7 separate regions of the Mus musculus genome follow, and regions 1, 3, 4, 5, 6 and 7 are each linked to region 2. A link is a loop called in an ENCODE intact Hi-C map of the cell type or tissue named here. Cell type or tissue: left cerebral cortex. All regions are shown on one strand.

Region 1 (4,000 bases), 200 kb after region 2:
CATCTATCTACTTTTAGGCACTGTGACAAATACCCAAGTGAAAACACTTATCCTGGCTCACGGCTTCTGAAGTTTCAGGTCACACCAATAGCTGTCTCCATCATTTGTAGGCCTGTGGTGAGGCAGCTCACCAGGGGTGGACAGGTGTATTGGAGAGACACCGTTATCCTCTTGGACCGAGGGTAGAAGAAGACAGGAAGGAAGCTGAGCAAGAACTACCCTTCAAAGACACTCCAGTTACTTTTCCCAACTAAGCCCTGTGTTCTAAGTGTCCATTCAAATGTACATCCACCAATAACTCGGTCCACTCAAAAAATTAGAGCCTTTATAGCCCAATCACTTCAATAGTGTCTCCAGATGGAGACTAAGCCTTCGACATAAGCCTTTTTTTGGTGGACATTCATATTAAAATCATAACATTTGTGATGGTTAATATCTACTTTTAACTTTATGATACCTAGAATCATCCAGGAGACAAGCTTCCAGGACACCTGCGAGCTTGCCTCTGCTCAAGCCTTTGAGGGATTATCTAGATTAGGTTCGGTGAGGTGGGAGGACTCATTGTGACTATGGACAGCATCATTCCATGGGCTGGGGGTCTTACACAGAATTAAAGGAAGGAGAGAAAGCTAGGTTGATTGCTGATGGGATGAGATCAACCACCCCACGATTTGGCTGCCATGATTGCCTTGCTAGGCTAGACTGCATCTTCAAACTGCAAGCTACAATGAACCTTCTCTCCTTTAGACTGGCTTTGTGAGAGCATTTTATTAAAGGAACAGTCAAAGTCACGTACGCAGCGTTCTTTCTACTCCTGGGCCCCCAAAGCCTCATGTCAATCTCCTAATGCAAATGACAGTTAGTCTATTCCCAAGACGCTTCCAGCTCAAAAGATCAAGTGCAAACTCCATGACACTTAAGGCGAAGCTCGTATTCAACACCTCTGAGGCGCTTCTGTATAAGCTCCTGTAAAACCAGAAATTACTCTTATTCATTCTAGAATAGCACTTTCTAAAAGATAGTACTGGGGCACAGGAAAGAGGCATGGGACTAAAGTTGGACCCAAATGCAGCAAAGTAAGTGTTAAATCCTGGCACTTCATGCTGAACTAGAATCACATGGGAGAGTCAGTTCTCTCAGGCGCTCAGGTAGTAGCCGGGACTACTCTGAACATGGCTGCCTCTGGGGTTGGGGTGGCTATGAAACGAATCCTGAGAAAACAGGGTACCCTAGTGCTGACTTCTTAAAGAGGAGTCTTTCAAATGAGCCTATGCTGAGTAAGGCTTAGCCAATTTCTGAAATGTCCTCAAAGCACTTTTCCTATTGCCTTGTGAAAAGTGGGTGACTTATTTTTAGTACAATTAATCTCATTGGGAACCACATTTTATTTTCCCCAACTACAGGTTTTCAAAATCCTTCTGCTCTACTCTTTGGTCCCATGTTTTGCCATCAGTCTGGACAAAGGCAGTCAGCATCAACTATGCCTCAGCCTGGACAGCACCCTGCCCTGAAATCTCTTTCACAATATTAATGAGTCCATAATCTTTTAATTTGGCCTCCTACAGAATCTCAAGGCATGAACAAACGTAAGTAAAATTGCTACCAGCTTAATAAAATGGCCTCTAGCCCAAGTCCCAGTGCCCCTCATTTCATTTCCAACGTGGCTAGACATAGTCACAACAGCTTCGTTTCTTGGCACCGTTTCCTTATGTCCACCTGACTCTTTTCACTGTGACAAATAACAAAAGAGAAACAGTTTAAAGTGGCAACGATTTATCTTGCTGTGTGGCTTCAGAAATCTCAGCTCATGGTTAGTTGATTCCATTGTATTCCGACTTGTAGTGCCGTGAGCACCGTGGCAGAAGGGTGTGGCAGAAGAGCAGGCTGAAGAGGATGGTGCAAGAACAGGAAGGGACAAAGCTGCTGACAGCCAAGGGATACGGGGGAGACAAGGTATGCTTTTCAAGAGCATGCTTCCAGATACGTACCCCTCCAAGGAGCTCCCTGTTTTTAACAGTCCATCCTGACTGAATAGGCGTGAGGGCATTTCTAACCCAACCCCTTCTCAATAGTGCCATCAGCTGGAAATCAAGCCTTCAACACACGAGTCTTTTGGGGTGAACATTTCTTGTACGAATCATAAAAACTGAACATTTCTAGGTGTGTCTTTTCCTTTCACTGGGTACTTATTCTGCACTGGCACCATAAGAATGGCTGACCCAGAGATTTTCATCAGGAAATATTTCAAATGGGCACTAACTGCTCTAGAAGAGTTTGAAGGATCCTTTTGTGGGACTCATTCACTTTCCAATAAAGACAGACAACCTAAGAGAGAGAGCGAGCTGCTCAAGTCCCTCTTTCCTTGTTGAGTTACTCCTCTCCATACAGCAATTAGAAGACACAGCAATCATTAGAGTCTATACCTGTACAATACATGCATAGATAGAAAGGCACATGACTCGTTTCAGTAAACCAGGGAGGTTTCCTTGCAAAGGGGCCATCTCCACTGGATGTGAAGGATGAGGAGGCAGCCGACTATTCTTCCAGGCATCAGTACCATGAAAAAGAAGCTGATATTGTAAAGATTCTGTCCAGACTTTAGGATGGAGAGGGCTGTGGGTAGAGAGTAAGTGCAAAGACAGTGTGGTGATGGCGTTCCCACCAAGATGAGCCTCTCTTTCTTCTTACAGTGTTCAGGTTTTACTTGGGGAGCAAGAGGATGGCTCTACAGGGTTGAGAGAGAGGATGGGTTACCTGGAATGATTATTATGGCTGCAAAATGGAGAATAATTCCAGAGAGCAGAATGTCTGGAAGCTGGGAGAAGAAGTCAGTGGTTGTGACGTTAACATCACATTGATGGTGGCCCAGACTGGGATTAATGCGAATAGAATCCAAGAACTCTTTGGGATAAGAAGAGAATAGAATTTGAGTGTGATTCATTTAGCAGTGGAAGATACCGTCTCCAAAATGTGCTCTGACAGTGAGCAGAAAGGACCAATAACAAGCGGACAGGATGTGCCCATCAAATGTTAGCTGTAAGGTCCATATTGGGACTCCTTGAGAAATGCAGTGGCAACAAGAGTGGGCTGTAGACGTGGGTGTAGCTCCCAGTCATCTGGTCCTGAGGGGAGGGGAGCTCCGCATAGAGGCTGGAAGGCAGGAAAGGAAGCAGTCCCTAGGGGTTATAAACACAATGAACTCTTACCCATCCCAGAAGGCACTGGGGCAGGGAGGGACTCCTATGGGATTTTATAAGAGAAGGTAAGTCACTAGTTTACCAAAAACATCCTTTGGTAGCAAATACAGTCGCACAAACCAAACCAAACAATAGATACATCCTCTTTATTGGTATAAAAGCTTCCTGTTCACAAATACACACTAATGCCTTATGCACTCCTCAAATGTCTTTCTTGAAAGAGAGTTAATAATGAATTCCATGTTAAAGACAGTGCTTCACTGGATTACACTGCGTGAGATTGTGAGCCGTCTGTCGGCAGGCAACCACGATGTGTGTCCTCCGGTGTTGTATTGCAGGTCTTGTATACATGATAACAAGCTCTAGCGGTCACTTCATTGCCACCGGGGTTTAAGAGCTGAAGTCTGATGCAGAGAGATGAACAGCTTTGCGTTTGATTCGCTCTTCTCCCGCCCGGCCCTGTCCTGGCTCATCTTCCTCCCACTGGTCCTTTTATATACCCAAGCTCGTCTGACTCATCAGCCCCTCTTCCCTCCCTGCCTCCTACAGAAGCTGCTAAAATTAGGTTCTGTTGAATTATGACAAGATTTCTCTCGAGTCACAAGCTCCAGGCTTGGTTCCATTGAGCACCGGCTCAGAGTTAAGTCTCCATTCCGGAAGGGCTTTTGAGCTTCCTTTTTGTGCACCGAGGAAGCTTCTTGTGGTTCATTCTGTGATTTTTTTTTTCAACTTAAAAAGCTAAACATTTTTTAGAGATGTATTTATTTTTATTTTATGTGCGTGGATGTTTTCCTCCCAGGCAC
Region 2 (4,000 bases):
TGTAAACCGTACTTTATCACAGACGGAAGCCAAACCCTAGCATTCAAAATTTTTAATTACTCTGTTCTTGATTAAGACGGGTTCAATACTCTCGAAGGTTAAAAAAATAATAATAAAAAAACACAATAGCTCAACATCGCCCACACTCCAGGTGTCCTTAATCCTATTTAATTCTTAAAATGTTTCCCTAACCCTATCTTTTTACTAGAATAGTATAGGTCATAAGTTTAAAAAGTGGGGCGGGGGGCGAAGGCTTAATCGGTATTTAGGAGTCACTGAGTCATCGAATTAGGATTCAAGAGCAGTTTGCGGCTGGAGGTGCTCCCACACATTAGTTTCCGAGCGAAATAGCTGTAGAGGCAGGGTGGCTGGATGTTCAAGGTGTTTGGGGAGGGGGGGCGGGTTTGACGCCGGAGTGAAGGGCAGGCAAAGGGTAGTTTCTACTCCACTTTGAGCTACCCACATTATTACTCTGTCTCGGAGACGTCCGACTGCTACGCCGCCTCTGCACTGCACTCGATACCCTTCCCCAAGCAGAGAGGCGAAAATGCACGAATGAAAAGGGGTGCTGCCATTAAAGAAAATGGCCCGACACATCGGGCATCTATCACCTCCCGGGCGGGACGGGCTGGGGGGAGGGGGCTGCCCCCCGGGCTCAACCAGGCCAGGGCTCGCTTACTCGTTGTCAGAAGTCGCCGTCTCCTCGCTCATCTTTCCCTCACCGTGATCCGATCAGGAGATGGAGGAGCAACAGCAGGCAGGGAAGCAGCGGCAGCGGCGGCACCGAGGGGCGGCGGGCGACGACGGCCGGCGGGGCGCGCGGGCAGCGGCTCGGGGGCCTCACCATGGTGGATGCCTCACTCGGAGCGGTGCCCCGCGAGCCGGGCAGCCCGGCCACCCCCGCAGGGGGGCGGCGGCAGCAAGCGCGGCCGTGGCGACCCCAGCGGTTTGCCGCGCCGAGGTCGAGTGCGAAGCCGAGACGGCGCGGGCGACTGCGGGCGCTGAGGGGGACGCGGCCGGTGGCTGAGGCGGTGCTGCTCTCAGGGGCGCGGCGACGGGCGGGCGGCGGGAGCCGGCGGGGGGCAGCCGAGCGCTGGCTGCGGGAGGCGGCGCGGTCCCGCCGAGGTGCCGCGCACCATCTCCCGCCTGGCCGCCGGCTGCCCGCGCGGCGCGCCTGGTCGGCCCTCAGGGGCTGCCTCGGACGCGCTCCAGCTGAGGGGCCGCAGGCAGGGCGCGAGGCGAGCGTCGGAGCCCGAGGGCACAGTGCCGAGCGGCGGCGACGAGGGCCGAGATCAGCGCTGCTCGGCGGCCCGCTCCTCACGCCCGCGAGAGGGGAGCCGCGAGGGGGGCGGCGGAAGCGCTCACGCCGCCCGCTCCTTCCGCCGCTCGAACCGGGGGCGCCCGCGGGAGAGGCAGGCGAAGTAGTCCCTCGCGACTTCTGGGCCGCCGGGGCTCGCGCGGGTGCGGCTGGGCGGACGTGGGGCGCGGCTGCAAGCCGGAGGCGCGGGGCCTCTGAGGGGTCGGGGGGAAACCTAAAAGCCGCGGCCCGCAGTCGAATCACTGCAGCTCTGGATCGTGGGCAGCATAACAAGTTTCAGGAAAGTAGTTCCCTCCTCCCCTCGCTTCCCAAATCGTCGGGCAGCGGGAGCGGGGCGAGGAGGGTGGCGGAGGGATATGTCGCTGCACTGCATCGCGCGCGTGTGCGTGCGCGCGCTCCAAACTCTTGGCACGCCGAGGAAAGGGGGCGGGGGTGGGAGCTGTGAGCCGAGCTGCTCCGGGACTGGCATTGTTGCGACGCTCAAGTCCCCGTTACTCGGCCTGGGATATCCGGGTTGCCGGGACAAGCGGGCAGCACACCGTGTGCTCGGGGAAGAAATCGGGAGGCCACTCCGTACTGCTCAGTGCGCGTGCACGCGCGCGCGTGTGTTGTGTTTTTCTTGCAAAGAATGGAACTGGCATGAGTTCATCTCTTAGTGGGGGTTACAGGCCAGGACTGCAAAGCGAGCTCCTCCTGCTGTCCCTCTAGTTGCATTGCTGCAGTTCCCTTGCTTCTTGCACAAGGGTAGTTGTGTGCGTGTGATGTGTGTGTGTGTGTGTGTGTGTGTGTGTGTGTGTGTGTGTGTGTGTGTGTGTGTGTGTAGAAAGAGTTGGTTTCAATACCTCGCAGCGCGATCCTCACTGCGCAAACAGCATGCAATGCTGGGCATTCATCTCTGGAAGCACGAGTGCTTGTTAATGGAGAACGGCTTCCATTGAAGCCCGGGGTAGGCGGGTTACATGAATCTGGCGCATCCAGCAGCACAGGAAATAACTCCCGCTGCGAGCGAGGTTGCATAACTATAGCGCAGGAGAAGCCTGTGTGGCACGAACTTTGGCGAACAGAGGCGGAACGGTTGTTGGATAGGCAGCTGTCACGTTTGCATTGTCAGAGGACAATGTATGCAATCATCCCAAAAGATCTTTTTTGCACAAGAACCTTCTAAGGTTGAGGGCTGGAGCCTGGGATCTTTGTGACCGGAGGGCTAGGAACTCCTAGCTCTATAAATTCTATTATCTTGTCTCTAAGAAGTCAGCTTATACACAAGATGGCCTGGGGGACTGACTCCCTAGCGCTCCTAAGTTCCTGTGGCGTCTCCCTAGGCGGTTTTGCGATAGGCTTTTCACTTTGTTCTCAAGTTTACTTAACCCCCGGGGAAGGAAGCTTCCTGTTCCAGCCACCTTGAGAGATAGAACAATTCCAAGGGAAGAAGTCCAGCGGGCCTCCTAAGGAAACCGTCACTCTTCAGCCAAAGGTTTCCAGGAAGCCTCAGAATTGCTGCTCTCCTCCGAATGAGTACACACTAATGTGCTAACAGTACTGTGCACATAAGAGTGCCTAATGTGTGTTTGACGAAGGAATAAAGGCGCTAACCCAGCCAGCCGTGCACCAAAAACCCATACCGTGGATCACTGAGGTTTCTTTATATAACTTCCAGCCGCGTCTGCAGGATTGTTCATCTTAGGAACAAGTGGGGATGGGAAAAAGGAGTGAGTGAGTGGAGCGTGGGAAGAGATCTCCACTCCTACCATTTTGAACTTGATCTTAGGATGTGAAGAACCTGAACTCCAGAGTGTAGGTGCTAGTCTGTTCTCCAGGTACTAACTGGCTTTGCCCGCTCATGTTTAAATCCGGGCCAGACTGGCAGCTAATGTGGAGGCTGGGGTAGGAGGATTCCAAGTTCAAGGTCTGCCTGGGTTACAGAACCAGTTCAAGGCTAGCCTCCTTAATTTAGCAAAACCCTGTCTCAATATAAAAATTTAAAATGAAAAGGGGGCCAAAGTTCTAGCCTTGTAGTGGAAGGCCCGGGGTTGGAGTGGGAAGAGGTAGACTTGAAACCCTCGGCTAAATCCCCAGTACTGAGGTGGGAGGGGAGAGCTTGATCGCCCAGAGCCTGTTCTTAAGTAACTCACTTAAATTCTGTCTAGTTTATGTGGCTAATAAGCATCTATTTCACAGAGCTTTTATATGGATTGATGGGCTAGCAACACACATAAAGCACTTAGTACAAATTCTGAGGTGGTAGTATGTCCAGTTCTCACTATAATTTTATAAAACAGAAGTTCTAAAGCCCATGTCAAAGTGATGGCATGTGAAGGTTAATTGAAAAGCACTCGGCATTGTTCAGTCATTCAACAAATAACCATCTGTCGTTTCCTGTGCACCCCAGTAGACACATGGCCTGGCCCTTGGTAAGCCATCAACAGTGATAACCATCAGAGTTATGATTAAGGACAAAGGTAGCCATTTGCAAAGGCAGCTTTCTCTTTTGAGGAGACACAGCTGTCTGAGGCTCCTGTGCAGCCCAGAAATCATCAGAACTGACTTTTGGGTAAGATGAGAAAACTGTCTTCATCCTACACCAAGTAATGTGCTGTACACACACATACATACATACATACATACATACATACATTCATACATACATTCATACATACATACATACATACATACATGAGAAAA
Region 3 (4,000 bases), 86 kb after region 2:
AAAGAAGAAATTAACAGTAGTTGTAACAGTAAAACTTCTTGAAAGTTCTTTTTTTAAATAGATATCTTAGCGGGGCCTTGAACTTGCAGTGATCCTCCTGACTCCTTCTCTCAAGTGCTGAGATTATAAGCCTGTGGCATCTTGCCCAGCTGACTTCTTGAGCTGCTGATAAACCGTGAGGCTAACGGTTTTAACCTCTTAGATTGAGTGCCATGGTAAGTGCTGAAGGGCTGCTGGAACGTTGACCGCAGGAGTAAATGCTTAATGTGCCCACGGTTCTCTTTCTTGGTTGTTGCTGCATGGCTTTGCCAGGCACAGTCCTGCTCAGAGACCCCCAGGACTCAGAAGATTCGCCTTTGGGGTAGGTCATGCCTTGTTGGGGTGGGGGTGGGGCTGACCTTTTCCTCTCTATCCTTTACTTACCCATTATGAATAATTTCTCCCAAACCATACATGACAATCCTGTCTCCAGACACTGCCAAATGTTACAAGGGAGACAAACATTCTCCACTTTTACACAGATCTGGGGCTGTAGACCATGCTTTGGATGGGACTCGAGGTTCCTAGATTCCTTTGGATCATGTAACTGGCAATATTGTCAGCTTCCTTTGGAGGTGGCCTTCCTTTTTCTTTGGTTTATCTACCCCCTGGGACATTCAGTTCTGCTCTTTTAGCTGACCCCCACCACTTCTGGAAGTTACAGCCCTTGACAGTTCATTTTGCCTGGTCATGCCCATCAGACTTGCTAACCTGCTTCAGCTCTCTTTCTGGCTCTGCTCATCATCTGCTCTTGCCCTCAGAGGCAGCTCTTTTGTCTGCTTCTCCTAACCACAGTGAGCAGCTAAAGAAAGACTTGTAATTAAACCCAAATGGCCACAAACCTTCTATTTCCTCCTTGGTCATTGTACATCAATTCTGTTATTTGTTCTTCTTCTATTACCTGCTGAATTCCATTCCCTAATGCTCATTCAAGTACGAGCCTTTTTCTATGTCCCCCAAGCTTCCTTTCCCACACCAATCTCACTTTTTCCCTTTTTCTTTTTTCCTTAGGAGGATGAAAGCTGTGTTTCCACTTTGTGTGAACATACCCATGTGGCTGTCTATGCTCAATGTCTCCTTTAGTCTTAGCTTAAAATGGCCCTTTCTCCCCTCCTTCTGACTTGTTCTTGTGAGGTCCCTTTAACTAGGCTGAGGATCTGTGTTTGTTTGTCTTAGAACTGTTTCTGCAAACACGTGCATAGAGTCCAAGTATACTCTTTTTTTTTTTCCTCCTCCTTAGGACTAACATGGGGTTGTCTTAGTCAGGGTTACTATCACTCTGATGAAAACCATGACCAAAGCAACCTGGGGAGGAAAGGCTTTCTTTGGCTTACACTTCCACATCACAGACCATCCCTGAAGGAACCCAGGACAAGAACTCAAGCAGGGCTGAAACCTGGAAGTAGGAGCTGATGTAGAAGCCATGGAAGGGTGCTGCTTGCTCCTCATGGCTTTGCTCAGTCTGCTTTTTCTTCTTCTTCTTCTTCTTCTTCTTCTTCTTCTTCTTCTTCTTCTTCTTCTTCTTCTTCTTCTTCTTCTTATACATCCCAGGACAGCCAGTCCAGGAATGGCCCCACCCACAATGGGTTGTCTTCTCCTTCATCAATCACTAATTAAGAAAATGCCCCACAGGCTTGCCTACAACCTGATCTTACGGAGGTGGTTTCCTAATTGAGATGTCCTCCTCTCAGATGAGTTTAGCTTGTGTCACGTTGATATAAAACAAGCCAGCACAGGGGTGTTTTCTTTTACGCAAGTTCTTCTTTCCATAGTGTAAAAAGAGATAGAAAATACAATGTACAGTACATCCCAACTCAGTTACTAATCCTCCTCTTCCCATGACATCTCTACTAAGTGATGGACATACAACACAAACTGGAATGTGAAATTACCCACCACTTGGAGATTAAGGCAACGTATGACTTACTCGGCTCCGCCCCATTCTTGGCATGTTCATCTGCTTTGGTTAATCACCACCCTATGCATGGGATCTTTAGGTTTTATTCCTACTCCAGTCATCTGTCTCCACTGGTCTCATCCTTCCTTCCTTCCTTCCTTCCTTCCTTCCTTCCTTCCTTCCTTCCTTCCTTCCTTCCTTCCTTTTTAAGACAGAATTTCACTCTGTAGACCTGACTGGCCTGGAACTCACAGAGTTCCACCCAGCTCTGATTCCCAAGTGCTGGGATTAAATACATGCACCACCAACCAGGCTCCCTTGGTATGTATGATTAGAGATCTTAAGGTTTCTAACAGCACAAAAAGGGCTCTTCTAGTGAAATCAGTTAGCTCTTAGACACAATTAGCTCTTAGACACAATTCTTAAGAAACTGGTTAAAACAAAACTCCTTCTTTTTTGTAACCACCCACAGATGACCTGTGTGGGTTTGCTTATACTGTGAGCAAATGCACATCTCCTCAACTGAACCGGCCTTTCTCCATAATTGAATTGTTCTTGTCAGGCTCCCTCATGATTCAGCCATGGAGGGCCAATGGACCATATGGCCTGAGTCATCATTTAACCCTCACTTTTCCAGTTGTGTTCAGAAGGTCCCCACAACTCTGTAATAATCTACGTTCTCAATGTTTGACCAGAAAATCATCTGAGGAGGGATGATGGCATACTGGCCAAAATATTTCTAATGTTTTCAAAAGACATATGGAATGGCATTAAGAGGAATAGTGTGTTGAAATAAAGGAAAATTTGAGTTTAGTGCTGAATCTGACACTAGCTTGAAATAAAATTATTTTTATTCCTTTATCTTTCTTGTAAATATTTTAAAATATAATATAATTACATCATTTTCTCCTTCTTTCCCCCTCTCCAACCCTTCCTGTTTAGCCCTCTCAAATGCATGGCTTCTTTTTCTTTATTTGTATACACACACACACACACACACACACACCATGCATAGTCTATATAATGTGAGTGTCTATGTCTCTGTGTGTCTATGTATGTGTGTGTGTATGATTTCAAGGCTGACCACTCGGTATTAGATAACCAATTTAAGGATTTTTTTTTCCTGCACAAGACTGTTATGCTCTTAGCATTCTCTAGTGTCCTGTAGTTCTTTGTCTAGGGTTGAGGCCCTGTGAGTGTCCCCTTTCCATGGTAACATGCCTATTACTGTCATTGTTTCACTCCTGTATAGGGAGCTGTATGGTGAGGTTTGATGACAATAGCTTTTCTGTCCTTTATAGGAAAGAAAACTTCACATTAAACTTCCTTTTTCTCTGTCTCTTACAGTCTTTCTGCCCCATCCTCTGTTATGGTTCCTGAGCCTTAGATGCAGGTGTATCCTTTGGGGCTGACACTAGACAATCACCTGAGGTGCAGGTGTATCAGGGCTGACATCAGACAGTCACCTGTTCTCTGCATTTTGATCAAGTGCGCTTTTCTGGAGTGTTCTGCAAACTAACCTTTTGAAAGATAAAGACTCTTTTCCATCGAACACTCTATGGTCCCCATATTTGCAAGCGTACCACAGAAAGCGTATTTTAGGAGCATCTCTTTAGCCTTATGATTTCACAGTGATAGACTTTGTTGTGGATCACTACAAAATCTTCTCCCCCTAGGCAGCCAATAGGCCTTGTACATTTGGAGACACATTTCTTAGAAATCAAATTTCCTCCTATTATCTGGGCCTCAGGTTTTCAATAGCACTTGCCGAAAGTCACACCTTAAAAATAAATGGAGGTTAGATTTGGAGAATGCAATTTATATAGACGAGGAGATTCAAGGCAGCATTTGAAGGAAAATTGGCTGAGAATTTCCTGAGTTGAAGTGAGACATGAATCCTTAGGTATAAAATACATTTCAGATCTCAAGTAAATCAAATAAAATAAACTCACCCCAGAAGGAATTTTGGAATATTAAGGATAAAGAAAAATATCTCAATGTCTACTTAATCTCAAAGGAAAATTTCTACCAAGGAAATTAAATTGCCAGTAGATGTCCCATCTG
Region 4 (4,000 bases), 140 kb after region 2:
AGAGCTTTGAGGGGTGACGTCATTCTGTATTTCCATCTGACCACTCATTACTGCTCTAATTACTTTCCAGTGTTCTCTTGTCCCTTCTGCCATGATGACTGGCGACATTTGAGGCAACCACTGTGGGATGAATGAAGAGACACCATGTAGAGTTTCCAGAGAATACAGGATATATATATATACATATATATATATATATATATATATATATATATATATATATATGGGTGAGCAGTAACTCTTTGTTATAAAGAAAATCTTGCTTTAAATTAAGCTTAATGCTGTCTACCTGACTTGATATAAATGATAATGAAGAAAACGTGGAGGTAAGCATTTACATGGGCTGGCTCATTTAAATCCTCACAAGAACAAAAATGGCTTTTATTTCCTCTGATTAATAGATGAGGAGTCAAATAACTTTTCAAACCTCTCCCATCTTGGAAATGGTAGGCCTGAACTTTGAACTCAAGGTTTCCCTGACAGAAAACCAAGGAACTATTATTTCCAGAGCATTCCTTGGAAGAGAAAATGCTAAGGCAGCCTAGGGAGTGGTAATTAATTTAGCACTTTGCATTCCGGAAGAAGCATTCCCGGGTAAATCAAGTCCTCTGTCAGCTCACCCCTCTGGGTAGGATGAGGTGTTCTCTCACCGGCAACCTGGTATCCGCCCAGAGCCTCCCGGTACCCGGGTTTGTTGCCCTGTGGCTGTGTAAACAACGTCTCTGCCTGGAAGAGCTCAGAGTCAGTTTTGGCCATTTAACCTATGTGTGACCCTGAAAATGTGAAAATGTTAATCTCAGTCTCTCTCAGCTTTGTTTCCTTTTTTTTCAGTGAAAGGGAGGAAGCTATAGAATCCAGTTCAGAGCCTACTGTGAGGAATTAGGGAGGCCCTGTGTAAAGCACTTGGAATTTTCTCTCCCCACCCCCATACCTTCAGAAATAACGAGTGCAGAGTCACTCTATCTGCTTGTGAACATTTTGAAGGTTTTCATTCCCCTCGAGAGGAAAGAGGTCTGTTTTGGAGAGAGGCCAGTGGTGTTCAAAATGCAGGAAGTAAAAGAAACATAGGAGCAATTCCCTTGCACTGGAGGAGAGCTCTCTTTTAGTATAAGCAGAAAAGCAAATTGACTTGGTGAATAATAATTTTTCTTGAAGGTTTTTTTTTTTAATTGTTGTGTTTTTTGAGTTTTGTTTTGTTTTGTTTTTGTCTTTTACTGAGATGAACCAGCTTCCGCCTGAGGTGAACAAATCCTTTCCCCTCTCAGATCTTATCGTTTCTTATCTGGAAGATGGATAGATTGGAGCCAGTCTCTCCAGTGTCTGGTGGCTGTTTGATCCTGCCATGCCCTGTTGCATCCGCCCGGGAGGAATGTGTCTGGAGCCTGTTTCTGTCTTGGGCTGTGAAACTCAGCCTGGAGGGGCTTCCTCAGAGTGAAGGAAAAGTGACCTAGCCTCACTTCTGTTTGACGTTAGAGTTCTGTAGCTTTCTTTGGTGGGGGGGTCTAACACGTGGGACCAAAGGAAAAGCGCATGGAGTCTGCAAACAGTTGTGGAACAAGTGCGTTTCCCCGCAGGCCAGCAGGGGAGAGGGAAAGGAAACAAAACAAGACAAAAAAAAAAAAAAAAAAAAACCACACACACACACACACACACACACACACACACAAAAGATGTTTATTGCAAAGCTACAGTCCCAGACTAACCTGGAGGGATGTTTGAATTCTGGAAAACCTTATGGATAAGCCTCGCAATTATGTACTTAGTCACAACCAGAGGGGAGGAACTTTGAAGGCACTGAATTGAAGAGACACAAAAGTCAGGAAGTGACCCTTTCGTGGGGACTGCAGAGGCCACAGAGGAGAAACAAAGTCCCTTCACAACCAGGGAAGACGGACCGTACCATCCCGGGGGGCCGGAGTGGGGAAGAGGGCGGTGGAAACTGACATCCTCGCTCTCAAGGAGCCGGCGAGGACACGGGATTTCCCGACTGAAAAGCCTCAGTGTTCGCCTGTCCCCGCACAGCCTCTCCCCCTCCGTGGAGGCCTGGGTCCGGCAGCCCGGGGGCGCCCTGCATCACCGCTCTGTGCGCGGGCGGGGCCGCGCTCCCCGGCCTGGAGATGGATGGCGTGCCCGAGCCAGCCCATCTGCGGCCGCGGCTGGTCCGGGAGGAAGCCGTCCCCGGGGATGAATGGGGCTTTGTTCGCTGCCAGCCGCGCTCCCCTCGCGGCCCGGCCCGGCACAACGGAGGCAGTATGCGACAGGCATGGAAATGAGCCGCGGGCTCTCCCCTCGCAGCGCCCAGGAATGCTGGCCAGCCGGAAAGGAGCCCTCGCTGGGGACCCGCTCCCGCGCCTCTGAAACCCCATTGAGAAGGGCTCTTTGAAGCAATTAAAGCGCGTTTCACGGCGGCCCGGGAGGGGGCCCTGGCCGTCCAGCTTCTCTTTTTACCCCTCTTCTCTGTCCGATCGTGTTTGTGCACCTTGGTGTGGCGGGTTACCTAGAAACCAGGCCAGAACCCGCTCCCTCTCTTGCAGAGATTCTGTAACCTCACAAAAGTGTCCCCATAAACAGATTGCTTGTCACCAGGGGGCGGGGGTGTGTGCGGGCTAGAACCCAGTTTGGACTTGCTCCAAGCTGACCTGCAGAGCCTGGGTTCCTGCTTTCAAAGGCTTCTTTGCTGGGCTCTGCACCCACCTGCCCTGCAGTCAGGTTTAGGCAGACAGAAATTGCCTCTAGATGAAAAAGTCCTGAGGCTGCGGCTCAGCATTTTCCATTTTCTCAGTGGTGGGGTGGGCCGCGTTCAGGTCTAGAAGTGATGTCACAACCAGCCCTGTAAAGTGATGTAACCTGCACTTGTTGAAGGACTAGGACCGGGCTATTTTGAGACTCTTGAGTTTCTTCCTTCCCCCCTGGAGAAAAGTGGGTGACTGGGCAACTCACAAAGCCGCTCTGGGTACAGCGGTTCTCATTTGTTACCGGGGAAAATCTTAAGGCTCAGGAACTGATTCCGTGAAGAAGGATGGAATTCCTTCTAAATTGGAGGTGGGCACCTTATATATATACCCATGGGGCAAGTGTGTGAACTGAAGGCCCAGTAACACCCATATAAAAAGATTTCATTGAGTTCTCTAGTTGATTTTATAGTGCTTTCTTTCCTCTAGGAGTTAAGTCTGTCTCTTCCCCAGCAGGTGCTTCCTAGAGAACAGGATTCTTTTGTTGTAGCTTTGCTTTGTTTGTTGTGTTTCTGAGACTTGGTTCTTGAATTTCCCTCTGTGGCCAAGAATGGTGGTATATTCCGGATCGGCCTGCCTCTACCTCCCAAGTGCTGGAGTTCAGGCGTGTGCTGCCTTGAGCATCATGATCTCTTTGGGGGGGGGGGGGTTGTTTGTTTGTTTTGTTTTGTTTAGAAGTATGGGAAAGGTTCTGTGTTCAGAGCAGGTCCTTAACAATACTTATGCTAGGCAAATACATTCAATGAAGGAGCGAATGAAGTCCGATCCTCTGTTTTGTTTGTTTTGTATAATTCCAAACGAGAAGTAGAAGTAGTGAGCACAAGGTGGTTCCTGGGCAAGGAAGACGTTGAGAAGTTTGAAGGGAAGGTTCGGGAACATTTTTGAGAGCACAAACATGCCTCAAATGTTTCCTGAAATGACCCAGAGGAGAGCAGGCACTCAGGTGGGGGACTCATTCTTTCCAAGTTTGGGGTTGGTTGGTTCTGGCTAACATGAATCATGTTTTACGTCAGTGAGGAGTGTACCCCGTCCATCATTCACTCTTTAAGCATGCCATGGAAACAGGATGGTCAGTCAGAGTCATGGTTGTGCGTGGTAAGCATCATTGCGGCTCATGTGCTACTCCAGTGTCTCCATGGTGATTGTTACCTGGGGCTTGGCTTATACTTCTATTAGGATATTTTTTCTTTGGGGCTTGGAATATATGATTTTTTTTTTTTCTGCACACACCACACACACACACACACCATCAGTCAGGAAGCAAATGA
Region 5 (4,000 bases), 110 kb before region 2:
CACAGTGCAAGGGCAGTGACAGGATGCTGAGAGGACCCCACAGTGCAGGGGCAGTGACAGGATGCTGAGAGGACCCCACAGTGCAGGGGCAGTGACAGGATGCTGAGAGGACCCCACAGTGCAGGGGCAGTGACAGGATGCTGAGAGGACCCCACAGTGCAAGGGCAGTGACAGGATGCTGAGAGGACTCCACAGTGCAGGGGCAGTGACAGGATGCTGAGAGGACCCCACAGTGCAGGAGCAGTGACAGGATGCTGAGAGGACTCCACAGTGCAGGGGCAGTGACAAGATGCTGAGAGGACCCCACAGTGCAGGAGCAGTGACAGGATGCTGGGAGGACTCCACAGTGCAGGAGCAGTGACAGGATGCTGAGAGGACACCACAGTGCAGGAGCAATGACAGGATGCTGAGAGGACTCCACAGTGCAGGAGCAGTGACAGGATGCTGAGAGGACCCCACAGTGCAGGAGCAATGACAGGATGCTGAGAGGACCCCACAGTGCAGGGGCAGTGACAAGATGCTGAGAGGATGCCACAGTGTAGGAGCAGTGACAAGATGCTGAGAGGACTCCACAGTGCAAGGGCAGTCACAGGGTGCTGAGAGGACTCCACAGTGCAAGGGCAGTGACAGGATGCTGAGAGGACCCCACAGTGCAGGGGCAGTGACAGGATGCTGAGAGGACCCCACAGTGCAGGGGCAGTGACAGGATGCTGAGAGGACCTCACAGTGCAGGGGCAGTGACAGGATGCTGAGAGGACCCCACAGTGCAGGGGCAGTGACAGGATGCTGAGAGGACCCCACAGTGCAGGGGCAGTCACAGGGTGCTGAAAGGATGCCACAGTGCAGGAACATTCAGGCTCAGGGAATGCGTAGCACAAGGGAGGATCTCTTTTTCTCAGTGGGAATTGAGCCTTGGGCTACAGCTTAGTTGCACTTATTCATAGCCTGCTAGTTAAACTTTTATAGATTTTTGAAAGCAACAGTACAAAAAATAGCTCAAAAGATTTAAATATCCCAAAACTTGAGGATCATCTATGACTCTATGTCATTGCAGTTGGCAGGCACTTCAAGCTTAGTGTGGTCTCTGCTAAATCCCATTTTCATTGCTTCTGCTAGATGTACCCAAGGACTTTCTGTAGACACCATCTCCTCAGGGCCAGCAGAGTCAGGTCGCAGAAGCACAGAGTGCTAGGATCTCCACAAGATCCAGAATGAATGAGCCTGGCCTCCCATAACACTGCTGCTCCTCGGAGCCCATCAGACATTAAAACAGGGGCTGGGGACTTAGCTTAGTGGTTAAGAGCACTTGATGCTCTTGCAAAGGACCTGGGTTCAGTTTCCAGCACCCACACAGCAACTCACAACTGTTTGTAACTTCAGTCCTAGAGGATCTGACATGCCTTTTCTGGCTTCTCTGAGGGCCAGGCACACACATGGTACCCATACACACAGGAATAAAACTGTGTATACATATGAAATGAAAAAATAAAATCGTTTTAAAAAAGAAATTAAAACAATGTTGTCCTCAAAACAGTTACAATCTACCTGAAGAATTCAGTTTGTTCCTCCTTGAAAGGGTGAAAAAACTTAATACTCTGTTATTCAGTGTAGTTTTTTATCTCTCTAAGGACTCTTCCTGCACATATACAGGGATGCTAGAGGAAAGTTAAGCCAAGAGAAAGGTTTTCCATATTAAACTGGAGCTGGGGGGGGGGGGAGGTACCTATTCACAAGAACCTAGTCATTAATTTGTCAATTAGGGTTTGTTAACCACATACTATGCATAAGACTTTATGCTGAAACATAAGCTACAACGAGAAAAGAGTGTCTAGCCCTCTGCAGGTTTGTGTATAAATCGAAGGAGTTCACTTCCCCGGTCTAGAGTCAAGTTGCTTCAAGAGGTTAAGAGGCTGTGGAGATCTTGTGCTGCTTGTGGCTGTGGAGCATCAGCCCAGAGGCATCCTCACAAGAATCTGTGGAGACCTCTGCCCTGGTCAAGCCCTCTTCCACAGCTCCGTGCACCTTACCTCATTGTGGGCTCTCCCTCAAAATATGGGAAGAATTCATCTTCCGACAGCGAGCATCCAGCATGGGAAATAAAGGATGTGAGCGATGGTTTCCTTGCCTTGCGATCTGTTTCCATTTAAAGCCGTGGAAGAGGGAATGAAAACTCCGAATCCCACTGATTTCAAATACATGCTGAGGTTGCTCTGACAAACTGATGCAACCAGCGGGTAGGAGGAGAAGCCCATCATATAATAGTCTGCGGTGCTAGAAACCTAGAAGAAGGAGCTCCGTGAAGCCACTAGGGGGCGCCACAACCCCGAGGCGCAGAGGGATCTGTCCTAAACTATTCAAGGAAGCTCAACAAATGCTTCCTGTTACACTTGAATTTTGGCCCTCTCAACTCGTTTGTCCGTCTGTCCGTCTATTTGTCTGCTTGTTTGTGACAGGGTCTTGCTATGACACCCTGACACTCAATATGTAGCTGATTTCAAAATTACAGCTGATCCCCCTGTCTCAGCATTCCAAGTACTGGGGTTGTGAGGTGCGCCACCACTCAACTATAGGATTCTGCTTCTTCTCAAAACCGTGTATTTATGGGAGAACACTGCTGCAATCATACATTAAGAAAACAAACCACAGTAACTGAAAGGAGTTCCATGACTGGACAGGGCAAAGGTCTTACCTTGGACATTAAGCTCTATCCTAAATTCTGTCGTGGTCACAAAAGAGATAAATGAAGCACGCAATACATTCACTGGGGACAAAAATGCCAAGGCAGGGCAATGAGACGCGTGACAGAAGGCAGAGCCACAACCTCACTCTGCCTCAGGACAGTCAAGGGCTGAGGAAAGACAGAGATAGATCAGCTGCCTGTCTATCAGTCCAAAAAACAAGACTGGCTTTTCTGTGGGTTTAACAGGTGCTTAGCTTAGAACCTGCGACTGGGAATGGGCCCAACACACAGAAAACTCAACCCAAGAAGTGAACTCGCACGCAATAAACTCTCCAGCTCTGTTCACACTAGAAAAGTAGATGTATCCCCAAGATGTAATCACACTATTGTTGTGTATGTGTATATGTGCAGGCGGGCTTAGAGGTCAATGTTAAGAGTCTTCCTCTATCTTTTTGGCCCTTATTTTATGAGAGCCTATCTTCCACTGAACTGGGAATTCACTAGGTTAGACTGGCTGGCCAGGAAGCACTGGGCATCTGCCTGTCTCTGACCCAGAGTCCTGAGATTACAGGCGTGCCACTGTGTCTGGCTTTTTGTTGCAGACACTGGATATTCATACGCAGGTCCTCGTGCTTGTGCAGAGGGAACGTGACCCACCGGGCTGTCTCTGCAAAGCAGTGAGCTCATTTTGAAAGGATGTGCTCTGTGTTCTTAATTTGGGGGGGAAAATCCTGCTAGCAATCTTAAAATAGGCAAAACTATAAAAAACGTTAGAAATGTAACACTTCAGCGATGTTTATGGCCTACTGGAATAACCAAAGCGTAATCTTTTTAAGAATTCAGCTCCGTGGCCGTCCACATCGATTCTAAGTTTAGTGTTGTGTAATGTTATTTGACTCCCTCGTGATGGTAATGTAGAGATGTCAGATATAAGGTAACATTTCAGTTTCAAGCTGAATGTGTGAGGGAGCAAAATGCCAGCAAGCAGTGTGTGTGTGTGTGTGTGTGTGTGTGTGTGTGTGTGTGTGTGTGTGTGTTCATGTGAGGGTTATACCAAGGCTAAACATCAAACTTCAAAGTAATGGGAGAAAATCCTACACCAATAGTTTTCTGCCTTTTTGTCCTTAAATATTTCACACTTAATCCATTTTAATCCATTTCACTACTAAGTTTCCGTTTGAATGGGATATTGCTCAGATCCTCAAAATGTATCACTTCTCAAGAAAAAGTTATTTGCATGAGGCTTTCATTAACATTCATGGGCATATATATTCTCAGACCTTTTTGAGACTCAAACCAATGGGCTCTTTTAAGATAAAT
Region 6 (4,000 bases), 60 kb before region 2:
GTGCCCTATTCAACTTCCCTGATCTAAAACTGTTCTTAAGCTTGGTACCGACTTGATGTGAACAGCATAAGTAACTTTCTGAAAGCCTATAAATAATCACAACTATGTGCCATGGTACATGACTGGGGTACAGTTCATTCTTCAAGTAACTACAACTGTAACACAATAATCTAATAAAAGCATTGTTGGGGTATCAAGATGTTATCACAATCGATTCTGCCCTAATGCTCCCTGTATTACAAAGGCTAGTGCCTAGTGCATACACACTTGCACACAAAGTTTCAGTTTGTTAAACATTTGCCACACACCCTTAAGGTGGCTAATTGTTGCAGCTGCAGCATGGATACAAACTAGGAACTGTGTAAACTAACAACTAACAATTAATTATCTGGAATCAAGGGTGAGGTGATGAAGTCGAACTGTAGGTAAACCTTCAGTTAGAGGATACAGCTCATAAGAATGAAACCACATTCAGATGAAAGTGTCCAATTCCCCTGCTTTCTTCTCCAGTGATTAGGATCTTACACAGCTATATGTTCTGAAGAAGTGAGAAAAGCCCTTTTAAATTTCACAATTTGGTTTAATCAGGTAATTCCAGGGGAGGAGAAATCACTGAAACAAAGAGTCTACCATCTGATACGTCCAATTACATGATATGACAGAACAAAAGCAGTTACAAACTCCTATGTGCGTATTTACATGATATACTCACAACTCTCAGCCAGTCAGCTCTATGTGAGAAGATGCATTAGGACAGGAGTTAAGCGGGCTTCCATTGCTTATTAGAAAGATGCAGGCAGGCTCCTAGTGGGGGTGGGGGTGGGGTGGGTAATATACAAGTGAGGCACTTCTGAGGTCAAGATAACAGCAAAAATGTACAACATACTTGTTCACAAAAAAACCTGTTCACACAAAAACCTGTGCATCTTTAATACAAAGGCTTTCGACTAGGAAATTCTTGAAAAAATGAAATAAAACTAATTGCTTTTGCAAATTTAGCTTTTGGGAACAATGGATGACAGTGTACCAAAGCAACTGAAAGGTTTCTAATTGCCCAGCTGCTAGGTAACTGGTACCTTTTAAAGCCCCCTGTAATTTTCCTTCCCTCCCCACCTTCATTCTGGTTTGTATAAATCACCTCTGTTTGTCTGTGTGCGCATATTTTTAATATTTTCTGTTTGACTCCCTCTATTTCTCTACTATCATTTACTAGCAACTTTTTGGTGTTCCCTGTAAGACGCAGAAGTGGGATCTAGATCAAATCAAGAGGAAGAGCAGCGACATTTAGTGATGAGTTGGTTTTATCGGTTAACTGAAGTTCTCCAAGTTACTTTTCAGAAAAGCTACACTTGCTCAATGTGCTGCTGGACTACAATTAAAATTACTTTAAAACACATTAATCCAAGTTACATGTTGCAAATATAATCAGACATTCAATTTTAACAGAAAAAAAAGATCCATAAAATTCTCTCCACCACGTTCTCTGCACTTTGAAGACCGACACGAACACTAAGAAATGCCTGTGTGCCACTTAGTTACGGGAGAAGAAAGAGGGAGAGGAGAAGCAAGTTTGACCCAGAGAACCAGATGGCACTGTACACATGAATCCAAAGTGCATTTGTAATAGTTCAGAAGCTCATTTTAGGCACTGCTGAATAACCAATGAAAATAGGTAGTTTCAAGTTTTTCTCTTTAAATTTTAAGTCCTGCCTCATCAACATCTACTCAGAAACATACACACTCTCTGGAGTTGTCATGATAAAATACAGGTAATTATGTTTATTTTTTTTTTAATTCTCCCTGACTGGTACTGGGAAGAAAATAGGAATACCATTTTGGTAATGGCTTCTGAGTTGAAGAAACTGGTTGTATAAATGCTTCAGTACATACATAAGTTTGATTGCCAGTTCCAAGTTTCAATAAATATTTTAAAACAGGATGTGTAAGGAAAAAGTGCTTCAATTCTTCCAGCAACCATATGCATTTGGGGAAAGACTTACTTACACTCCTTAGCGCTTTTCCTCACCCCCGATTTCTCTGGTGGGCACTGGCCACCCTGAACAGCCCACAGCCCTCCTTTACTGGAGACACCATTTCCATCTTTCAGCGCTGGTCTAAAGCCATCCAGCAGGTGGCACTGCAGCTCCGCAAGCACTGCTCAGGAAATCTAAGGCTTCCCCACAGGCTGCAAGCATCCTCTGAGAACTACAGATCAGGAGCAAACAGGCCCCCCAGCTGGAGAATTTTTGGGTCACGCTATTCAGATGATTTCATTTTCAATATTTACTTTTACTTCACCAGTTTTGTTGAGCTATCTGCTTACATTCTAGACAAAAGAGAAGTTTTAAAGAAAATGCCCAATGGCAGCGCCCAATCTGTACAGTGAACAAGAAATCATTCTTGAATCCACCTACACGTACATGTTGGGAATTGGATTAAACTGTCCATCTAATTCACAAAGAGACTCATTAACATTATATCATCAGTTTCTTTTCTGGACTGGCTTGAATTCATGTGTGCTAATTACAAAAATCCAAGGTTAAAAAAAAAACAATTTCATTATCATAGTTTTTAATGAAGAGAAATGTTTAAAATTGTAAAGGAAAAAATGGGAACGGGATGGCAAAATCTTAGCAGCAAAGTGGTTAAACAAACTGAAAATATTAATGCACAAACATTAAAATATTAAAGCATGTACGTTGCGTATAAAATACAGTACAGAACCAGGAGATGCACTATAGTGACTAGTGCTTAACAGAAAAAAAAAATGATTAATTTTGTTCTTCTCAGAAGTATATACACAGTTTATTTCCATGGCATTTCCTATATTGCCAGCAAGTTATTTTCTTTAGTTATTCACACCTTGCTCCAACCTGAATTACAAACCCAGAACTTACAAATATGGATAATCACTCATAAGGAAAACCAGGACTCTACTTCAGCAAGAAAAAGGAATCCTGAAAGGTAACAGTCTGCTCTAGGAAACCAAGCTCCTCTGAAAACAGCAAGGACGAAGATCATCTATCTGTGCAGCAGCCTCCAATGTAGAAACAGTAAAAATAAGACTGAAAATTGCTGCGACAGTGTCTGGTTTTGGATTTAGTTCATCCAATTGATTTTTAGTACAAAACTAGAAATAGCCTCTTCTTCATAACATCTATAGTTATCAATATATTTTTCTTCTTTTCAATGTGAAATAATACTTCAAGATGATCTATATACATAATGTTGTCAGTTCAAGCTGTCATATAAATATAAATGCTTTCTTAAAAAAAGTATTTTACAGACAGATAGTGTTATATATATATACATTGTTCAGTTTAATCTGGGGCAAAAGAAGAAAGCCAACACAAGCCGAAGTGTGACACATAAAACTGACTGCACAGAAATGACACTGAAAACCTGGAGAATGGACTTCAAATGGTAGTGTGATTTTCATTTTTATCACTTCAGAAACTTTAATCCATTAAAAAAAAAAGGCAAAAAAGGCACACTGCTTTCTTTCCTGAGGGAGTATTTTGCAACAATCCCTCACAAGAGTTTTAATAGTAACACTTTAAAAAAACAAAACCAAGACAATTTGACCTCAAAGTATTTTTAACCTGTTTGCTGGAGCATATCACACTACTTTGTAAATCAAACATCCCATAATACAAATGCTCTGCGACAGGAATGTGGTGTATAAGATTTCCATTCACAATGGTGGATTGAATACTTTCCTGGGAGAATTCTGCATATGTGTTACTGCAAAGTAACTTTGCTCCTGAAATATAATAAAATGCAACTGAAAGGTATTAATTACCATTGTTATGTGAGTAATAAGCACAGAAAATCAGTGAAACAGCTGTGCGAGTTCTGGCTCAGCAGAGTGAGAAATGGAGATCTCAAGCGGAAACTGTTTCACACTAACTATCCAGTTAATGCTTCTGCCTTGTAAAACGTTTATAAATGCAGTTAAGTTCTCTGAAGGAGGAAACTCTGAAAGAAAACAACTTGCTGG
Region 7 (4,000 bases), 110 kb before region 2:
TGGAGGTCAAAGCAGTAAGCAGCACCCCTTCACGGCCTCTGCCTCAGCTCCTAGCTCCAGGTTCCTAGCCTGAGTCCCTGCCCTGACTTACTTCAATGATGAGCTGTAATATGGAAGTGGAAGTGAAATGAGCTCTTTGCACTCCACATTGCTTTTTGTCATGGTATTTTATCAGACAATAAAAACCCCTAACTAAGACAGAAGGACATAGACCAGATAAACATCCTTTTACAATACCATGGCACAGTCAACAAGACCTTCAGCTGAGCCTGAACCCTGTGCTTTTGACTTCCATCCTCCATATCTGTGAACTAAATGAACCTTTTTTCTTTATAAAGTGCCCTTCCTCAGCTGTCTCATTATAGTAAGAAGTAGCTAACTAATAATGAGGGTTTAGGAATATTTCAAAATAAGATGCCCTCAAGCCACCACCACCAAATAACATTAGAAAACTAGTAGCAGCATAAATTAAGAACAGTTGCACCAAATGAAGAAAATCTCCATATACTTTCCTGCATAGAGCACTAAGAAGTATCCTCTAGCAGCCTCATTGCCCATCCAGTCCCTGCCCACTTTTTGCTATGGTCTGGCTGGATAAATGGGTGGAACTGGAAAAGAGCATCCTGAAGACAGGAAACCAGACCCAGGAAGACAAACACCACATGTTCTCTCCCATCTGTAGTCCCTAGCTCCAAATCTTTAAATGAGAATACATAACCTAGAGCAACTGCAGAAGGCAGGAAAGTAATGGAGCACTGTGGGGCCTTGGCAGGGAGGGAGGAACAAGAGCAAGGAGGACAACAGGGTGCAGTGACTTGAAGGTGGTGGTGGGGGCTATGGGGGGGTTGAACTAACTGGGGAGGATCGGGAGATGAACACAGAAGTTGGGAGGATGCTAAGGATATCTAGAAGAATCACAAGGAATCATATTATTATCCATTTACCCAAAACTGCATTTCATGCAGATAAGTCTGTGTATACAAATACATTTATACTTTAAATGAAAATTTCTCAACTGGGCTGACAATGCTCACCATAAGAGCTGAAGACTTTCTCACAATGCCCTAACACCTGGCATGAAAAGACCCCCTTTAGATTGTGCTGGTCAGAGCTGTCCAAGAGACAGTCAAAACATTACAGGCTATTGCTATTGCTGCTGGTTGCTTCCCAGAGGTTGAAGGTAAGTCCTTATAGCTGAAAGCACCATGCAGTTTGGACAGATGACCTGGAGGGTCACAGCTAAATGTAACCTGGAAGCTTCTTCCTGAGGACTAGATTCCTGGGATCAGACGACACCACGCAAGCTTCAAAGGGAGGGAAGGAGCCAGAGGTCCTACGCAGCTGTGACACCTAAGAACCACATCAGTGACTAGCATAGCATGATAATCCTAAGGGTTCGTTCTGTCAAACACATACCTTGGCAGTAATCAATAACTTTCTAATTGGACTTAAGGCCTACTCAACACGAGGGAACCCGTGCCTTGTATTGGCACCCTAGCTAACTATCCAAGGCTAGTGAGTCATACACAGATCTGGGAGGAGAACCTACATCTGTCACTTCACTATATCAGTACTGTATACACTTTACTATATCGTTTGGGTATGCCTGGCTCAGGGAGCGGCACTATTAGGGGTGTGGCCTTGTTGGTGTAGGTGTGGCCTTGTTGGAGTAGGTGTATCACTGTGGGCATGGGTTTAAAGACCCTCATTCTAGCTGCTTGGAACTCAGTCTTCTCCTAGCAGCCTTCAGATGAAGATGTAGAACTCTCAGCTCTGTCTGCACCATGCCTGCCTGGATGATGCCATGTTCCCACCTTGATAATAATGGACTGAACCTCTGAACCAGCAAGCCAGCCCCAATTAAATGTTGTTGACTTGGCCATGGTGTCTGTTCCCAGCAGTAAAACCCTAACTAAGCCAAGTATAATTCCCAAGTACATTCTAAATATTTGTCCTTATATGCACAGATCAGTTTAAGTCTCATTCCACATCAAAGAAACGTCTTCTTGAAACATACAGAGACCATTACAGAAAACCTCAACTGATCAAAATTATGGGGTATGCAGCCCTAACTCAGACAGTACAACACAACTCCAGCATATAAGACTCAAGGATTGAAGGAAAACAGGTGCAGAAAAATTGTAAGATCCAGAACAGGAAGCTTGCTGTGGGCTTGGATCTCCTAGAAATGTCAGAGAAGTCACACCCATGGCATCTCATCATCACGGCTACCTAAATAAGACCTCAACAAAGGCAACAATAATAGACAAGCTAACACGGAGAAGGGTGGATCTCACAGTACCGCAACCCTAGACAAAGAATCCAAGCAAAGAATCCTAGACGAGGCAACCAAGGAATGCTGGGAGCAAGAGAAACCATCTTCTCCAAGAATGAACCTCTAAATTGGTTATCCAATGCCAAATGGCCAGCCCTGAAATTATGTAACTACAAGTAACCTTATATGTACTGAGCAACAATTTACTTTATATGGACTGAGTGGGTTTTATTTATCATGTACATAACTTTGTATGGACTGGGGAGGGTGTATAAGAATTGATGAAAACAGAGGCCATGAACTTGAAAGAGAGAAAGAAGAGGTACATGGGAAGATTTGGAGGAAGGAAAGAGAAGAGAGAAATGGTGTGATTATAATCTCAAAAGAATGAAAGAAACAAGTTTTTTAAAGAGAGGCTGATTTACATCGGTTCTTACAGATAAATTTTGTCTGTATGTGAGTATATTTATAAATAAAAACACATAAGGAATTTTAGGGGTATTTTTGGCCACTACTGCCTCTTTAAAAATAAACAAGTAAGTAGTATTTATTTCTGTAATTGTTTTAATTGACAAAGTCCATTCTCTCCTTCTACCACGTGGGTTTGTTGGAGAGAAGATTGAACTTGGGTTCTCAGATATGGCAGTGAGCAGGCTTCCCTTCTGAGCCATCTCCCTGGCCCACTTTCTGTATTTTTGAAGATCCCAAGTTTGTGATCTGCACCTCTACTTCAATTTTTGCCATGTTCACTCTATGCTCGGCACTTAATAACATTTCATGAGTAAATAATGAGTCAATGATTCCTTTAGGACTTGGAGGTTTAGGTTGTCTATTGTATTTTCTCCCCTGGTTTTGTTCTGTTAGTTTGGTTTTTCAACAAAACTGGGTTGATGACTGAGAGAGAGAGAGAGAGAGAGAGAGAGAGAGAGAGGTAGATGTAGATGTAGATATAGATATAGATATAAATATAGATATAGATATATGTCCCAGATCATTTTTTACTTTTTAAAAAGTTTACTTTTAGGCAGGGTTTCACTAAGTGGCCCAGGCTGGCTTTGAACTTGTGATCTCCCTGCCTGTATTCACAAGGGACTGGGCTGACAGATCAGTCCCACCAGGCACAGGCTTCATTCAGGGCTCTTGTTTCTTCATCGAATGCATTTGTAGTTGGTTGTTTGGTTGTTTGGTTGGCTGGTTGCACCATAATTTTAGAGATCTTTCTTTTTTACATCTTAGAATCCGACCATTCTTACTCTGGTTCTCCTTGGCTTGTTAATTCATTGAGAATTCCACACATTGCACTCTGACTGTATTCACACCCCCACACCCCCACCCCACAGCCAAACTTCTCTTAGATCCACACCATTGCCTACCCACATGGCTTGGTGTCCTTGGTTTTTGTTTGGTTTTGTTTTTCATTCATCAAACCCAACTACTGCTGCCTATCTACTCTTGGCCACGTGGCTATCTCCTGGAGCCTGTTAGATCTACCAAGGGCATACATACCCTTAATGAAAACTAAGTCTCCTTTCCTGGCCCCTCCTAACTACCAATGGCTCCTCAGGTAGGAGTGGGACTTCATGACCACCCCCATAGTCTACGCTAGGATTCTGTCTAGTTTGAACTTGCACAGGTCTTGTGCTTGCTGATGCAACTGTTGTGTCCTGAAATTTCTGTTTCCTTGGCATCTGCTGGCTCTGGTCCCTGAGCCTTAGAAGAAGTGCT

What was found. A loop is a pair of places that touch in the nucleus more often than their neighbours do. Peaks named below come from ENCODE experiments on the same cell type or tissue, not always from the same donor. Only the 100,000 strongest peaks of a DNase experiment are listed, where the experiment ranks them.
Region 1: it touches region 2 in a loop (7-fold over the local background); 17 of 42 quality-filtered maps call a loop at or near these places.
Region 3: a loop joins it to region 2, with 2.1 times the contacts of the local background. A loop is called at or near these places in 2 of 42 quality-filtered maps.
Region 4: a loop joins it to region 2, with 8 times the contacts of the local background. A loop is called at or near these places in 22 of 42 quality-filtered maps.
Region 5: it touches region 2 in a loop (4-fold over the local background); 9 of 42 quality-filtered maps call a loop at or near these places.
Region 6: it touches region 2 in a loop (5-fold over the local background); 22 of 42 quality-filtered maps call a loop at or near these places.
Region 7: a loop joins it to region 2, with 3 times the contacts of the local background. A loop is called at or near these places in 8 of 42 quality-filtered maps.

Annotation. Positions count from the first base shown.
Region 1 is chr2:116,913,939-116,917,938 of GRCm38, reverse strand. Gm46758 (a long non-coding RNA gene) reads left to right here and starts at 1,199. Exons shown (of 4, transcript XR_003953891.1): 1 at 1,199-1,586; 2 at 1,843-1,953. In left cerebral cortex, CTCF peaks have their summits at 2,087 (motif pointing left) and 3,602; DNase peaks (open chromatin) are centred at 2,020, 3,039 and 3,733; H3K27ac peaks cover 2,442 bases.
Region 2 is chr2:117,118,436-117,122,435 of GRCm38, reverse strand. It overlaps Spred1 (sprouty protein with EVH-1 domain 1, related sequence), which reads right to left and starts at 1,365. Exons shown (of 7, transcript NM_033524.3): 1 at 680-1,365. The coding sequence starts at 711. In left cerebral cortex, a CTCF peak has its summit at 2,005; DNase peaks (open chromatin) are centred at 1,679, 1,925, 2,309, 2,915 and 2 more places; H3K4me3 peaks cover 2,912 bases; H3K27ac peaks cover 3,439 bases.
Region 3 is chr2:117,032,544-117,036,543 of GRCm38, reverse strand. No RefSeq gene overlaps it. Among named protein-coding and RNA genes, the nearest start is that of Gm39912, 27 kb to the left of the region's middle. In left cerebral cortex, no CTCF peak of the experiment used is centred here; a DNase peak (open chromatin) is centred at 2,424.
Region 4 is chr2:116,973,999-116,977,998 of GRCm38, reverse strand. No RefSeq gene overlaps it. Among named protein-coding and RNA genes, the nearest start is that of Gm46758, 59 kb to the right of the region's middle. In left cerebral cortex, CTCF peaks have their summits at 1,553 and 2,216; DNase peaks (open chromatin) are centred at 1,498, 2,092, 2,639, 2,779 and 1 more place; H3K4me3 peaks cover 1,447 bases; H3K27ac peaks cover 2,848 bases.
Region 5 is chr2:117,229,757-117,233,756 of GRCm38, reverse strand. No RefSeq gene overlaps it. Among named protein-coding and RNA genes, the nearest start is that of Gm25189, 17 kb to the left of the region's middle. In left cerebral cortex, a CTCF peak has its summit at 2,311 (motif pointing right); DNase peaks (open chromatin) are centred at 2,306 and 3,369; H3K4me3 peaks cover 538 bases; H3K27ac peaks cover 334 bases.
Region 6 is chr2:117,178,839-117,182,838 of GRCm38, reverse strand. It overlaps Spred1 (sprouty protein with EVH-1 domain 1, related sequence), which reads right to left. Exons shown (of 7, transcript NM_033524.3): 7 at 560-4,000. Among named protein-coding and RNA genes, the nearest start is that of Mir674, 4.3 kb to the left of the region's middle. In left cerebral cortex, a CTCF peak has its summit at 2,126 (motif pointing right); a DNase peak (open chromatin) is centred at 2,147; H3K27ac peaks cover 777 bases.
Region 7 is chr2:117,223,575-117,227,574 of GRCm38, reverse strand. No RefSeq gene overlaps it. Among named protein-coding and RNA genes, the nearest start is that of Gm25189, 23 kb to the left of the region's middle. In left cerebral cortex, no CTCF peak of the experiment used is centred here; a DNase peak (open chromatin) is centred at 1,633.